2 separate regions of the Homo sapiens genome follow, and region 1 is linked to region 2. Evidence: chromatin loops called from intact Hi-C (ENCODE). Cell type or tissue: gastrocnemius medialis. All regions are shown on one strand. Links, peaks and the distances in the headings refer to the core of each region. The heading gives the core; the rest is flanking DNA.

Region 1 (8,342 bases), core at 226-8,225, 65 kb before region 2:
AGTTACAAAGCTTCCCAAACTATATTGTTGTGTACATACCACTTACACATGTACATACATACATATACACACAAAGAGATGTATACAAGTAAGGCAAACATGCAATTGGTGGGGAAGAATCAGATTTGGAGCTCTATACCTGCTTTTGAACCCCATGTTTCAGCAAAGTATTCTTCATGCCAGTTGGTTGCTGCGGAAATACTCTGAGAAATTCTCCACATGCCTGTGTTACTCCTGCAAGAGAGATTCTGTAGTGCAAATACATATAGTCTTAAGGAGATGTTAGAAAAGCAGAATGGCCCACTATGATTTCATTTCATATACCCCCAAATTACTTAATGCAACGCATCCAAGAAATCCCAGTAGCCACGTAAATACTTTTTTTTAAAACTAGTTTGTAGGTAAAAGGTTGCCTGGCATTCCGCTAATTTCTGCCTGGCTAGAAAATATCACCACTCTCTATACACATGTGAGAGGAAAAGTTTATGAGAAAAGAACAGACTGGAGTCAGGAAACTTTTCTTCCTGTAGCAGATCTTTAACTATGTACTGTTTGACCTTGGGCAAGTAAGTTCCCTCTAGGGCCTCATTTTCTTATTTGTAAAATGAGAGGAAAGCACTAGATGATTCCAACAGATTGCATCACAGAGGAGGCTTTGGGTTGTAAATGACCAAAATAAAAAATTCAAAATTTCAAATTAGCTTAAAAATACATGATATGTATTGGGTCATGAAATTAAAAATTCCAGAAGTGGGACTAGCTTCAGGTAAAGTTTCCGTTAGTACTTCAACAATGTCACCCAAGGACCCAATTTTGATATCCATTTCATCTTGAGGCTGGTCCTAAGATGGCTGCCAGAATCTCAGGGCTACATGGCATCTCATGTAGCAAGAGTGTTTGCACTGGATTCCCAACAATCATTCTGAAAGTTAGTCCGATTGGACCAGCTTTGGCAACAAACGCACCCCTTAACAATCATCATAGCTGGAGGATAAAATGTGGTTATCAGCTTAACCTTGGCAATATGTGCTCTAAATAGGAAGCAGAGAGAAAATTCAGTTTTCCTGGAAATACAGGAATCTTTAAGAACAAATCAAAGACAGCTGGAAAGAGGGTAAGGGGACTACTCGACAGATAACCAACAAATGTCTTCTCTGGGGTTTCCTCAATTCTGGCATCTTCTACTTGCTTTTTCTGCTCCGAGGGAGAAGTAAGTTGGCTTTAAGCATGAAAGAGGACACCGTTTGAAGCTCTTTGTGCTTGAAAGTTCCTATTGCCTTTGAATTTTGCCCTAACCATGAACCTCACAGAAAACTACACAATAACTTCAGTGTAAGCCTTTTTAGTCTTTTGAACAGTTAATGAAAATAAAACATATGGAGAAATAGGGAACACACATATGCACACTCACACATGCACACACAGACACACACAGACACAGACACACACACACACACACACACACCCTTCCTGAGCATATGCCCATTCAACTGCATAACACTTGTCCTTTCCCTGTTCTTAATTTCTTATTTTCAAAATTAATCTGCCGTTTTCCTTTATACTTTAAAAATTTGCACTAAACTTCTAACTTTCTAAGGATGAATAGAGACACCTTTCTCTTTCCTTTATCCCTTAAGCACATACATGCACAGACACGTATACACATATCATATATTATACCAGGAAAAAGAAACCCCTATCAACAAACCTGAAATTGAAAAGCCTTATCAGTTACCACATTTCAGGCAGGGTAACCAAAAATCAAATTTCAAATGATCTAAATATAAGGAAATATATTACCTTATAAAGAGAAATCTTGAGTTAGGATAGTTCTAGGTTAACTCAGCAGCTCAGCAATGTCATCCAGGCCCTGGATTTTTTCTCCATCCCCGCCCTGCTTTTCCTAGAATGCTGGCATCTTCTCTTAGGGTGACTCTTCTCAGGGTACCAAGATGGCTGCCGTAGCCTAAGCATCACATGCTCATGGTAAATCTAAAGACAAAAAATAATACTTTCTCCTCCTGCTTCCTTTTCATAAAGCAAAACAAAATCTTTTTCTGGACTACTACCTCCTTTCAAGCAGACTTCCCCTCATGTCTCTTTGGTTAAAGCAGTCTTACATGCCCTTTCTTAAATTAATCCCTGGAAAGATGAATTACCCCAGTTGGTGTGCCAATCACGTTCACTTCCTGGGAGAGGGGTTCTCTCTTAAAGCACATAATTGCCTGTTACCTGAAGCTAATAGAATCTGCTACAAAGGATTTTCAGAAGAAAATGCTCTGGTGAAGGATGTGTAACATGAAGCCGTTCTCTAAAGCCCCACCCCTACCCAGCAGTAGACTTTCCCTCCAGTGTCATTGGGCAGAAGGGGTTACATGCCTGTTCTGAAATACCAACTTACCACAATTCCCACAAAGAAATACAGTAATCATTCCTGTATTAAAATTTCTGTTTCTCTTTTTATTACTGGCCATGGAAATGAGGGTGATTTTTTTATTTTTTTATTATTATTTTTTTATTTTGAGACAGGTTCTTCCTCTGTCACCCAGGCTGGAATGCAGTGGTGCGATCTTGGCTCACTGCAGTCTCTAATTCTCAGGCTCAAGTGATCCTCCCGCCTCAGCCTCCCGAGTAGCTGGGACCACAGGTGTGAGCCACCACAACTGGATAATTTTTTGCATTTTTTTAAGAGATGGGGGCCGGGCGCGGTGGCTCACGCCTGTAATCCCAGCACTTTGGGAGGCCGAGGCGGGCGGATCACGAGGTCAGGAGATCGAGACCATCCCGGCTAAAACGGTGAAACCCTGTCTCTACTAAAAATACAAAAAATCAGCCGGGCGTAGTGGCGGGCGCCTGTAGTCCCAGCTACTTGGGAGGCTGAGGCAGGAGAATGGCGTGAACCCGGGAGGTGGAGCTTGCAGTGAGCCGAGATCCCGCCACTGCACTCCAGCCTGGGCGACAGAGCGAGACTCCGTCTCAAAAAAAAAAAAAAAAAAAAAAGAGATGGGGTTTCTCCTTTTTGCCCAGGCTGCTCTTGAACTCCTGGGCCAAGCAATCCACCTGCCTTGGCCTTCCAAAGTGTGAGGATTACAAACGTGAGCCACCATGCCCAGCCGAGGCTAAATATCTTATCATTATTGTGCCTCAATTTACTCCTCTGTAAAATTGAAATAACATTACAGCATCTACATAATCATATGCTTTTGAAGGTTAAATGAAATGAGGTAGATATAAATGGCACAGAGAGATACTAGTATTCTTTAAATATTAGTTCCTTTCCTGTATTGCCATCTTTCTTACTTTCCTTCACCTAAGGACCTAGAAAGAAGAGAGTCACACAGCATAAAATACATTAAAATTTTCATGTAGCTGATTTTTTTTCCCAAGATGGAGTCTTGCTCTGTTGCCCAGGCTGGAGTGCAGCAGTGGCGTGATCTCAGCTTACTGCAACCTCTGCCTCATGGGCTCAAGCAATTCTCCTGCCTCAGCATCCCAAGTAGCTGGGATTACAGACATGTGCCACTATGTCCAGTTAAGTTTTGTATTTTTAGTAGAGACGGGGTTTCACCATGTTGGCCAGGCTGGTCTTGAACTCCTGACCTGGTGATCCGCCTGCCTCGGCCTCCCAAAGTGCTGGGATTACAGGCATGAGCCACTGCACCCAGCCTAATTTTTTATTTATCTTAAATTTTGGGATACATTTATTATATGAAATAAATACATGTTAGCATATTCATTTTGCTCTGTATTTAAGTCTTTATAATCCCAGTCGGCCTGGATCTAGAGCTCATAACTTTGGTGCCCTACCTTTGCCTCCTGAGTCATCTCTTTTTGGGGTTGTAGCAAAGCTGCCCGTCTGTACGTGAGTATATTAGAATGAAGTTGATTGGATAATGTGACCTATTCAAAGGTCATGAGGCCCCCTCAATTCTGTCACTTTTAAGTCTCCCATTAGCATTTTAATTTTAGACCAATATTTGAGTTATAGTTCTATGTATTTAGCTAGAGAAGAAAGGTTTTGCTTAAGGATCATTGAAGTTAATATTGTGGCAGAGAAGGCTTAATGGAAGAGTTAATATCTTAACTGGATTTTGAAAGATGATGAGAATTTGTTAGTAGGAGAAAGGGATAAAGGTCACGCTGGGCAGAGGAAGCCACATGTATAAAATTTTGGAAGGAAAAAAGAACATACCAAGTTTATTTTAAAAACAACATTTTAACACTGGAGAAGCCTGGCAGCAGATGTGGCTGGAAAGAGGGAGCTCAAATGTTGAAGACCCTTTTATGCCACACTAAAGAATTTGGACTTTATTCTATCAACAATGAACAACTACTAAAAAGTTTAATTAGGGAAGAGATATGATTAGACTTATGGTTTAGCAAGATATTTCTCTCCAAAATAAAGATTTTGGGTGATTTTTTTTTATGTTGGTGGATAAAATAGAGGCACTACTAACCAACATTTTATAGCAAGAAGGAAGAACAGGTTTGGAGAGGAAGATAATGAGCTACCTGAGGACATGTGGAGTTAAGATGTTTTTGGAACATCCAGGTGGAGATCTTTGCTTACCATTGGACCAAAGAAGAGGAGTGCAACCTTTAAACATTGTGTAATTGTCCACTTTCCCTAAGCTCCTCCAACAATACCAATTGTTTTAATTTAGGATTAAATTTAATTTAGGATTAAATAATAATTTAATAAATTATTGGATTAAATTAAATAGCTTACAACTAATTTAATATGATAAATCAATGATTTAGAATTTAAAATTTAAAACTGTAAAAGTGCTTTGTTTATAAAGTTTGATAATAATAGCCCTTTTGGTTATTCTGTTTCTGTTTTTGAATTTATCATCCAAAAAAAGTTCAAGTAAATTAGCTATCCAAGATTTTCCTGGACAGAAAACAGACTTACTCTCTCAGGAGGTTATGCTTGCTTAAGTGTTCCAAGTCTTCCTCGTTTGTCAGAGATTCCATGTCCTTGCTCAATATGAAAGTGAGACAACTATTCAGGCTCTTGCTGGAAGATAGCCCAAAGATGGGAGCTATGTTGACGATCTTCTGCTGTAGTAGCCACTGGTAATGAATATTGGAGAATAGCCATAGTTTTGCAGTGTCACCTTTGAATTCCTTCAAAATTGTTGAGTGAATTCCATTCAGAGTGAGTTATTTTATTTACATTAGTTTGACAATTTGATTTAGAAAATTCTGTTTATTTCCAATTCCTTTCTAACTAAAAACCAAGTGTTACATAGACTATCTTTCTTTTTCACTTGGAATAAACATCATTTTGTGGATGGACTGTAACAGCTGACATCCCATTAAGCTGTGCTCCATAGAACATGGAAACATGAATACAGTATTTGAACTCTGACTCTATCGCAGTAAATCCCTGGATTAACTGCTGGCTGATACACTGCCTGGAAATGAAGAGAATCATCAAATAAACCATCAGATAAGGTGACCAAGACAGTCAGACTGGAAAACCGCTAGCTCATCTTTTTTAGTAGCTCATCTAAATGACTAAACTGAATCTAATACTACACAGTCACTTCTCAGTTAAAAGCTTAAAGGATGCCTGAAACCTGCTTATTTAAAAGTCTTTATTTATTGTACTTGATGTAGAAATAATTTAGTGTTACGTTTCAGATTATGCTTATAAAGAGACATGTGAGGTCTTATATGCATGCAAACTCTATTCATTCTTTCATTCCTTCATTTTATTTATTTGTCATAAATTTTATGCTATGTTGTGTCATGTCCCATGTCCATGTTAGGCATGGAGATAGTAAAGACAAACATGATCCTGTTTCTCAAGAAACTTAAAATAAGTTGAAGGTTGTGATACATAACATTAAGTGTCATGTTAAAATTGCTACAGATATGAATATTAAGAAAGTATATTGCTAAGGAACAACAGAGAAACATCAAAATCATACTGAGGTATTAGGAAATGTTTCCTAGAGAATGTAATCACTACACCGATTTTTATCGAATGAGTAGGAGATAGCTTCATTAACAAGGTAAGAGAGGAAATTCCAGCACAGGGAGCATTATAAACAAGGCTGATGACGTGAACATGCAGAAGTCTCTATACAACTTGCCTGGAGGGTATGTGGATGTCATAGGTGAGATGAGGTGAATTTTTGGAAGATAAACCTATAAAGGGAGATTGGGATCAGAATATGAAGAAGCATTTAAATTTTATCCCCAAGCCATTTCTTTTGGAATTCCTCTCTTGCCCCTGTGATTGTGTCAAACCTTCTTGTAAGTGCTTATTGCACAATGGACCTTTTTTGGTGGAACTTATCACAGATGTTATTGGCATTTACCTAAATAATTGATTACTTGATTCATGTCTTTTTTCTTCACCAGATTGTTAGTCTTCTGTGCTCCTGCTTCTTTACCTTACACATCTTGGTTGATAACATCCCCTTTGCTATAAGCTCCATGAGGACAGAGATTCTGTTTCATTAACTTTGTATCCCCAGAACTTATTACAGTGCCTGGAACATTGTGAATATTCAGTAAGTGTTGACTGACTGGATGTGTAAATGAATGACAGACATCAAAGCCACTGAAAGTCCTTATGAAGTGAATAATTTGCTAGATTGCATCTATATTCTGGAAAAATCCTGCTGGGAGTAGCCTTGAGTGATAAATTGGGAAAGAGACAGATCAGAGGCAAGGAGAACAGGTGGAAATAGTGCCATTGAGAATTAATGAGAGTCTAAATCTAGTAGTGTCAGAGAGAGTAACAGAAGAAAACAAATTTATTAAGGAAAAAATAGATTTATAGATACTATAAGGCTTGATATCTATAGCTTGGTATTTAACTGGATGAGGGGAACATAGGACATTGAGATATTTAGGATGACTATTGCAGACTGGGTTCCCCAGGAAACAGACTCTGAGGCATAGATTAGTATGCAGGAGGTTTATGAGGGAGTGCTCCTGGAATTAACACCTGTGGATTGGAAGGGAAGCTAAGAAAAGAGAAGGAAAAGGAAGGAAGAGAAAGAAAGAGAGGGGAGGGGAAAAGAAGGGGACTCATTAATGTGGAAATAATAGTTGAAGTGAAAGGAGATAGGCAGAGAAAATTGGATTTGAGAGAAAGGAAGGAAAAACACAATGAAATGTTGTTCTCAGAAGTCAAAGAAAGATAGAACTTCAGGCAGGAGGAAGCAAGTGACTATGCCTAAATGAAATAAGATAAGAACCCAAAATCATATGCTGAATTTAGCAAAACTTGCTGACTTCTGCCAAAATGCATCATGGAATGAAAGGAGGAGGGGTAGGACTTGACTGTAGTGTGTTAAAGCTTGTATGTAGTGAGAGGCATTGCTGTGTGAAAGTAGGGTAGATTACTCTTGGGACACTTGTCTGTGAAGTGATGTGGAGTCATAGGATGGTAGCTATAGAAGGACATGGTGGTCAAAGAAAGTTTTCTTTGTTTTTATTCATTTTTTAAGATTGGAAAGATATGAAATGTTTTTATGCCAAAAGAAAAACACCCATTGAAAAGTTTGAGGACATAGAAGAAGGAAATGGGAAAGCATGGGACATAGGAAAGCATGGGACCCAAACCACAGGGAATTGGTCTGGCATGCTAGGCATGAAACCCCTTCCATAGGATGGGAAGGAATAAAGAAAGTAATGGGTACATATATGGGATTATGAATTTATTGCCTCAGTTTTCTCACTAAAGGGTGTAGGCAGAAATGTCAAATAGATCTCGAACCCCAGCAGCTAGTACTGTGCCTGACACTTAAAAACACCAAATAAAGATCTATCGAGTGAATATGAGAAAGAAGGAATTGCTCTCAGCGACTCTGAAAAACTTCAACCTTTTCTGGATATCCACACCCCACTACCTCCTTAACATTTCTGCCTGCACCACAGGCCAGTTTCATGGGTATAAAATGTGCATTCACACAGGAACCTCTGCTTGAAACAGGTGGAATATGATTGGTTTAATGCTGCTTTCACTTTCTTGAAACTCTTAATCATTTTAGAGCATATGGCCCCCCATTTTTACCTCCTACTGGGTCCTGCAAATTATGTAGCTGGTCCTTCTGCCACCACAGAAGCTGTATCTGGTAGGTAAGACAGATATTAAAAAATAAAAAAGTGAAAGAAAACCATGATGTTCAATGGATTTTAAAAGAAAAATGAATAAACAAGCAAAAACAATAAAATGAGTGTTACAAGTGAAGAGGTACAGAGATCTGTGAGACACACAGCAGGAAACCGTAACCTAGTACAAGAATGAGAAGGTCAATGCCAGGTGGAGGTGTGAAGAGTTAGTAGGGGTTAATAACAAGAGGATTCAGAAAGTGAGA
Region 2 (8,342 bases), core at 271-8,270:
TTAAGGATCGCTAAAACATGCACAGAGGATGGCTGACACACTTTGCCGCCGCAGAATGAAGTTTTTATCAGGTTTTCATTCTCTCAATAATCTTAAGGTCTCGATCAATTTCAAAAATTGAAAGTAAACTCTTTATTTCAAAAGCCATAAGGGCTAAATGCTGCACAGTAACCTATCCTGGTTTGACATTTGTGGAAGAACTGATGAAATCAGTTTGGTGTTATACCAAGGTTAATTTCTTAGCATTTCTTAGCATTCCTAGACACTCTAGAGTTATGAAAATTAACATTAGAGGAACCTGGGTGAAGAGTATACATGAATTTTGTGTGCTGTCTTTACAAGCATTCTGTAAATCTGAAATTACTTCAAAATAAAATTTAAAAAAATAAATATAAGGATGCAGCACAAATATAGTACAACAGAATCGTGGAATTCCAGCACTGGAGGGGGTCTTGGGCACAATCTAGAGCAACCTCCTTACCTCACAGAATAGGAATAAAGGCCATGAGACTGAAGCAATTAAAAACTGAATAAAAACATTGCTGTCAGGTTAGGAACTGTCATCCTCTTTTTACAAAAGTAGATATAAATATCAGTAGAAGGGGAGAGATGGGTCATGGAGCAATTCTGTTTGGAATTAGGAGAGAAATCCATAACTTTACATAAGTATAGGTTCTATGGCCCTAACCCTGATCTACGTGGTGATTTATGATTTATAGAGTATTCCTCATTTATATGTTCATTTGTTTATTCATTCACTACCAAATGCTTATTAGCACAAACTTTCCCAGGCCCCAGGAAGATGGAGATGAATAACATACAGTCTATGCCCATGAGTTATTCAAAAGCTAATATTGTTTGATCTTCACAACAGTATTGGAATCCAGGTGTTTCACACATGAGGAGGTTGCCCTTGCATGGCTAGCAGATGGCAGACGGAGGACCTGAGCCAGCCAGCCTGATTCCACAGTGCTGTGGGTGATATGAAATGCTGATGTTATTTTTGTTCCTGGATAAAGCCATAGTGAGTGCTGACCTAAAAAAGATATCAAATCCACCTAAGGATGACTTCTGAGGGCAAGAAGGCTGAGTGTGGGAGAATAGGGTTATGACAGATCTAGGATTCTTGCCAACTTTCCATCTAGGTCACTCTCCTAAGTGCTAGGAATCAATTGTCTGGGGGAACTTGAGCTCTGCAAAAATGGTTGTTGGCTGCTCTTGTAAGGATGGCAAAAGCTCCCTCCTCCCAGGAGGGGATTTGCTTCTGTCTGGGAACCTGCAGGACACAATCTTCTCAATCAATAAGAGATTTCTGCAGAGTTAAGATATCGTGTGTGTGTGTGTGTGTGTGTGTGTGTGTGTGTTTCTTTGAGGGATCTTGAAGTATTGAAAAGTTAATGAAGTTTAGAGTCAGAACAATTCTCAAAATGCAGCCCCACTGACCCCACTACTACCTTTACTCAAGTCGTCTCAACTCCGAAATACTCAGCTTTCACAACTAAAACACACCTCCCTAGAACTGTTGTTGTGAGAATTAAATAAGATAATATATGTACATTAACTTGTGTCCTTAGGGGAATTACTTACCTTCTCTAAACCTAAGTTTCCTTATACGTAAAATGGTGATCGTGGTGAGAAGCTCATTATTTGAACCCATTTTATAGGATTGTTTTGATAATTAAAATAATTAATGCACGCATAGTGCTAAGCACAATGCCTGCACATTGCAAGTCCTTGATAAAGGTTATTTATTATTACTTTATCATGACTACTCTGTGTAAACTGAGACTCATGGAGACAAGTATCACACAGTTGGTAAATTACAAAGCTGGAGTTGAAAACCAAATTGCTAGATTACAGAGCCTCTGAAATATATCATTTTGCTTTTGGAACATATAATTTAATCACAGTCTATAAATATTATGTGTACATTATAAGTGTCTTGAATATTTATTACATTTTAATAGACACGGAGATAGCATTAGATCTCTTGTTTAAAAATATTATAATTGATATTCATAAACTCACGTCAAATTTACTGTGATGCTAATGTAGCTCATGCAATTCCTGTGTGACCTGGAATTGCTCTCAGGACATAAATGCATCTCACAAGATAATCTAGATCTTCTCAGAGGCCTTAGGGGAAGCCTCTCCTGCCTGTATTTTTCCAAAAAAACCTGAGGAATTTGTATTTTTGGAGGCATTCTCGCTCTGTCCTGTGCTAGGTCTTTCTATCCAGAGATGCTGTTCTGCAGGTCATTTCTGCTTCACTGTTAAAACCTTGTAGACAGACTAGCAGACTTAAAACCTGGACATGGAGAAGACAGCAGAATTCTTACCCAGATGCAGGCAGGAAGAGAGCAGAATGTGTGCAACTTAACACTATTTAAAGAGACTGTTCATATCCCCACCATGGTGGCAGGAGGATGAGCAGTAAACGGTGCAGTGTTCAAAAACTTTGCATTGTAGCCCCATGAGGCTACTCAGTGACAGTATGTGTTAGGTGAAATGTGTAATGGTGATATCAACATGTCACAAGGAAGGAAAGTTAGTATGATTTGGAATTGTCAAGAAAGGAAGGATCTTTGAAGGAGGAGAGGCTTGGTATTGCCTTTTGTGCTCTGATATGTGCTTTCTGAGGCTCCTCTCAGTGTCTAATTGGAGAAGTTCAATCCTGACAATTTCTAATGTAGGCTCCAATATTTACTGAAAGTGATGTTTCGTGACTAGGATGTAGCCTGTCTTTCTATCAGATTACAGGTACTTTTATCATCATGGTAGTAATAACTATGACTTCCCCTGCCTTTCAATTATATACGTTGTGCCAGGTTCTATGCTACACTTGATATATAGCATCTCTTTAGTTTTTGTGTAATACTGTCAGGTTAAGAACTGTCATCCTAGTTTTACAGAAGTAGGTATAAATATCAGCAGAAGGGGAGAGATGGGTCATGGAACAATTCTGTTTGGAATTAGCAGAGAAATCCAGAACTTTGAAGGCTTCTTTTACTGGGCAAACTTGCCCCCAACTGTGTTTGTCTCTGTCCCTTGCCACTTCACTGCTCCACTGTCCCCAACCACTCTCCTATTTCTCTGCTCCTCTGTCTTTGGTACCAGTCTACTTATTTCCAGTATCTGTATTATCATAGTGTCTGCTTATCAGTTACAGTGTCTGGTAATTCTGCCTGTCCAATGTCATAGTGTTTACTTATCAGTACCAGTCTTCTGAAGAGATTCCAGACCAAGTGCAGCATCAGGTATAGAGTAAGTTCTAGTGAATATTTGTCAAAAGACTTAATGAACATTCTAAAATTCTGTGGGCCTTTTTATAAATGCCTGATAGCAACTCAAAGAATTATTCTGGGGAAAATAGAATTAACAAAAATCAAAGCTTTACTCTAAAAGAAAGAAACTCTTTTGGTACTATTTAAGACCTCATCCACCTTTGGGGCGGGAAAGAAATTTGGGAGTGTTAAGGATGCTGTGCCACATGGAGTGAGCCACTTGTCTAGATCATGGGCAAAACTTCTCATAGTCCATCTCTGCAGTGGGGTTGGAAACTGGCTAACAGCCCTTGAAACACCTGTGTGTCTGTGAAGCTGGGAAAAAAAAGACCAGCACAACCAGCCCATCTATTATCTATTTAATGAAATTTTGAGAGTTCTTGACCAAGATGGTGCTGCTTCCTTTTACCTTGTTCATCACTTGACTCAACCCCACACCACACCACCTAAAGTCCAAACTTCTTAGCAAGTCCAACTTCTAAAATTGTATAGAGGGGTTCACCAACAAAACCAGACACTCACACACCTTGCAAATGCTCTGTAATTCTGCCTGTCCAATAGCTTTGGACTTGGTAAAGAATGCAGACAACAAGAAGAAGTCCTGTCCAGCATACCAATCAGAGCTGTGGGACCATCTCGAAGAGATTTATTATATTTCTTGAGAGCTCATGAACATGAGCTTTGACCTCAGATGAATCTGAGTTGGGTCCTGGCTCTTCCAGTTACTCTCTTGGCCGAGAGTTTTGTAGGCATTATCACTGACTCCACACAGTGCCTTAGGTGAGGCTCCACAAAGCATGTAAAGGTCAGGGCTAGGACTAGAACTCATGTCTGCTGATTCCTCAACAAGGGCTCTTTCCCCTGCACCCCACTGCTGTTATGTTTTACTATTGCAGATACAGGAGAAAGTCTTCCGTTTTAGCTTTCAGGGTGATGACCCTGAGATAAATCATTTTCAGAAAGTCCACTTTCTCAGAATAGGTTCACAAATGTGTTTTCAGAGGAGGAGTAATTACCTTGTGACTTTCCTTCTAGAAAGCTTCCAGTTTCAGATGGAGCAGGGCTAACAATACTCCAGTTTCTGAAACTGAAATTGAACCTCAGCCTTCAAAGAGGTGGTAAGAAAAAAAAAAAGTATGTCTTCTCAGATGGGAAGGAGAGTCTTGTAAGTAAGGTACCAGTGCCCTCCTGCTCTAAGGAAATAGTCTTATTTCCTTAGAGCTGCGGTCATGTTATACAATTCACCAGGATATTAGCCATCGTATTGGTGACTGTTAGGAACTCCTCACTCACATCCATGAAGGGGCCTGAAACTCCCTCCAAGTAGTTTCCCTCCAAGCGGAATAGAGCATTGAGCCACTGCCCTGTTCTCCAGGCCATTCAGGAGCAACAACCAGGTGCTGTGAAGTGAGTCAGAGCATTAGTCATTTGACCGCTACCCATCTCTTTTGAAATTGAGTTTGAGTAACTTTAGCAATGCAATCCCTGACAGTTCCCCCAGTCCTGTTCCATTTAGAAGTTGCCTCTCTTCTCACCTAGCTCTGTGTTTGTAATCCTGCAGCTATGGCCAGTGTTTAGGTGAGTCTTGTTAAATAAGGAGCTTTGTTAAAAGTGAAAATGAGAGGAATGGAGGAGAGGAATGCCCAAAGCTATATTTATTTTGCCCCCTCATCATGGAGCTGCAGGGAGAGAACGGAAGCAAGAAAAGGGATTGCTCACCCAAGATCCATGTAAACTACTTGGAGGGAGTTTCAGGGCCCTTAATGGAATTGAGTGATGAGCTCTTAAAAGTCAATTCTGCCTCCAATAATGGGACATAGTCGGGTCACTCATTCGGTCCCTCATTCTTCTATTAAACATTTGCTGGACAACAATGTCAGACACTGCATGGAATACTACTTCCTGAGAGTGGTAAGGCATACTAAAGTACCTGTGCTCCAAAGTGGGTGGCTAAGACATCCAACCTCATTGAGCTTTGTTTTAGGGAAACAGCAGCTCAGGGAGGGCCTATGAATCCACCAGTGTTTTACTGATTAGAGACAGGGGAGCCAAGGGACAGCTTTTACAAAGTAGACTCATAATTACTGTGTAGACTAAACATAAGTATAATGACACTAATAAGCAATTTATTAATCCCAGGAATTTTACATGCGTTGTCTTATTTGGTCTTCACGATAACTTTAATACATATGTGCTATTATTATGCCCATTTTACAGATGAGGAAACTGAGGCTATTAGAGGGCACGAAACCCGCCCAGATGATACAGCTAAGAACAGTGGAGCCATCCAGCAGCATAGCCAATGCTCTTGGCCACTCTACTATCTGCTCCCCACAGTGTGAAAAGGTACCCCCACAAAGATCCGGCTCTGGAAGGAATGCTTTCACATACCAAACTCCTGAACAGGCTGACTCTACCAAAATGTGAAGGCAATCAAACCAAAGCCGGAGGAGGAGGGTTATGTTTGGTTATCTAACTTTCACTATATGTTCTTAGGCTCTGAGTCTGTAGGGTCCAAATAATCTTCACAGGGCAGAGTTATCTGAGGTGGTGTGTGAGAAAGTGACACACACTTCCCGTACAGGCACTGGGGCCAGCAGCCTGGCCAACAGCTGGCGGGGAATTTGTGGAACTTGGATTGCCTTCAGAACTGGTACTCCATGAAACAGTTCGGCTTATCTTCCTACATTTATTTTTACTTAGGGGAACTTACCCCCATGGGAGCTCTGTCCCCTATAGGGGTCTGAGTACAGAAGACAAGCCAAAACAATGGAACAACAACTCCGTGGAAACCACAGCCCAGCTCAGTTCTGAAAGGGCTTTGTTTTAGAGGAAGGCAGCATTTTAGTGATGGTAGGAGAACAGGTCACAGAGAGCACTAGCTTATGGCAACCTTCTCTTTTTGGACACATATGAGTTTTGCTTATGATTCTTAGAGCTTCATATTGAAATTACCTCTCACCTACTTTACTAAGAATTAGGATAGAATAGAACACCCTGGTAGATCAGCCCCTAAAGCTACCTTTCCACCATATCATGAGCCTAGTCCATTCCACTCATATAGCTTGCTGAAGTATGCCAGGCATTTACAAAGTGATTAGTATACTCCTGATGAGATGCGAGCAATGGTAGAATGAAGAAGGCTACATCAGTCATATGCAGAAAACTGAAACTGGACCCCTTCCTTACACCTTATACAAAAATTAACTCAAGATTAATTAAAGACTTAAAGGTAAAAACCCAAAACCATAAAAACCCCAGAAGAAAACCTAGACAACACCATTCAGGACACAGGCATGGACAAAGACTTCATAATAAAAAACACCAAAAGCAATTGCAACAAAAGCTAAAATTGACAAATGGGATCTAATTGAACTAAAGAGCATGTGCATACCAAAAGGAACTATCATCAGAGTGAACAGGCAACCTACTGAATGGGAGAATATTTTTGCAAACTACCCATCTGACAAAGGTCTAACATCCAGAATCTACAAGGAAATTAAACAAATTTACAAGAAAAGAAGAAACAATCCCATCAAAAAGTGGACAAAGTATATGACCAGACACTTCTCAAAAGAAGACATTTATGTGGCCAACAAACATATGAAAAAAAGCTCAACCTCACTGATCATTAGAGAAATGCAAATCAAAACCACAATAAGATACCATCTCATGCCAGTCAAAATGGTGTTTATTAAAAAGCCAAGAACCAACAGATGCTGGCGAGGCTGTGAAGAAATAGGAATTCTTTTACACTGTTGGTCGGAATGTAAATTAGTTCAACCATTGTAGAAGGCAATGTGGTGATTCCTCAAGGATCTAGAACAAGAAATACCATTTGACCCAACAATCCCATTAATGGGTATATACCCAAAGGACTATAAATTATTCTACTGTAAAGACACATGCACAGGTATGTTTACTGCAGCACTATTTGCAATAACAAAGACATGGAACCAACCCAAATGCCCATCCGTGATAGACTGGATAAAGCAAATGTGGTACATATACACCATGGAATACTATGTAGCCATAAAAATGAATGAGATCATGTCCTTTGCAGGGACATGGATGAAGCTAGAAGCCATCATCCTCAGCAAACTAACACAGGAACAGAAAACCAAACAGTGAATGCTCTCACTCATAAGTGGAAGTTGAACAATGAGAACACATTGACACAGGGAGGGGAACAACACACACTGGGACCAGTCGGGGGTAGAGTGTGAGGAGAGGGAGAGCATTAGGACAAATAGCTAATGCATGCGGGCCTTAAAACCTAGATGACAGGTTGATAGGTGCAGCAAACCACAATGGCACACATATACCTATGTAATAAACCTGTACATTCTGTACTTGTATCCCGGAACTTAAAGTAAAATAAAAGAAAATTGTAAAACCTAGATACATGTATAATAAACTACACAGTTGCACATACCAAAAAAAAAAAGCTAGATCATCAAAGAGCCATAGGTCTCAATTTACACCTTAACCTGCATTACTGAGCCCCTATAGCTGAGTTTTCTAGTCTGCCAGAACTTCTTACAAGTCCTGGGAACAGGGAATTCAAGCTAATTTACATGGTTGACCGAATACCGAGCCCATCTCTCAATTCTTCTCACAACATAATAGCAAAGTGATTGATACAGAACAGTAGTAGAGTATGAGATGTTTAATAAATGAATGAATAAATAAATAAATAAATAAATGCATATTTGAATTATATACATTAGGTGAATAAATGAATAACAAGTAATAAATAATAAATTTAAAAGGACGGATGATTTCTGATGACAGACAAGTAATATATTTAATATCTAATTTTGTTAGATCTGCAAGTTCATTTTCAGCAATGGAAAAGAATAAATGAAATCCACTTGTTGATAATGTTACAATTTGTGTGTCAACAAGGCCTCTCTCACCAGTCAGCACACGGTACTTACTTTATGCATTATATTTTCTGAAAACTTATCTTCCCATGAAATACAAGGTTGCATTCCAGCAGCTGTCTGGCCATGCACATAGACAACTGCCTGCTCTGGCTCTGCCCACTCATAAGAG

What was found. A loop is a pair of places that touch in the nucleus more often than their neighbours do. Peaks named below come from ENCODE experiments on the same cell type or tissue, not always from the same donor. Only the 100,000 strongest peaks of a DNase experiment are listed, where the experiment ranks them.
Region 1: it touches region 2 in a loop (2.5-fold over the local background); 7 of 110 quality-filtered maps call a loop at or near these places.

What each region holds. Positions count from the first base shown.
Region 1 is chr1:168,780,687-168,789,028 of GRCh38, reverse strand. It overlaps LINC00626 (long intergenic non-protein coding RNA 626), which reads right to left and starts at 2,088. Exons shown (of 3, transcript NR_024160.1): 1 at 1,801-2,088; 2 at 140-248. In gastrocnemius medialis, for the core only: no CTCF peak of the experiment used is centred there; a DNase peak (open chromatin) is centred at 5,019; H3K27ac peaks cover 460 bases.
Region 2 is chr1:168,715,872-168,724,213 of GRCh38, reverse strand. The region is part of intron 1 of DPT (dermatopontin); the gene reads left to right. Among named protein-coding and RNA genes, the nearest start is that of DPT, 9.2 kb to the left of the region's middle. In gastrocnemius medialis, for the core only: no CTCF peak of the experiment used is centred there; a DNase peak (open chromatin) is centred at 4,673; H3K4me3 peaks cover 573 bases; H3K27ac peaks cover 867 bases.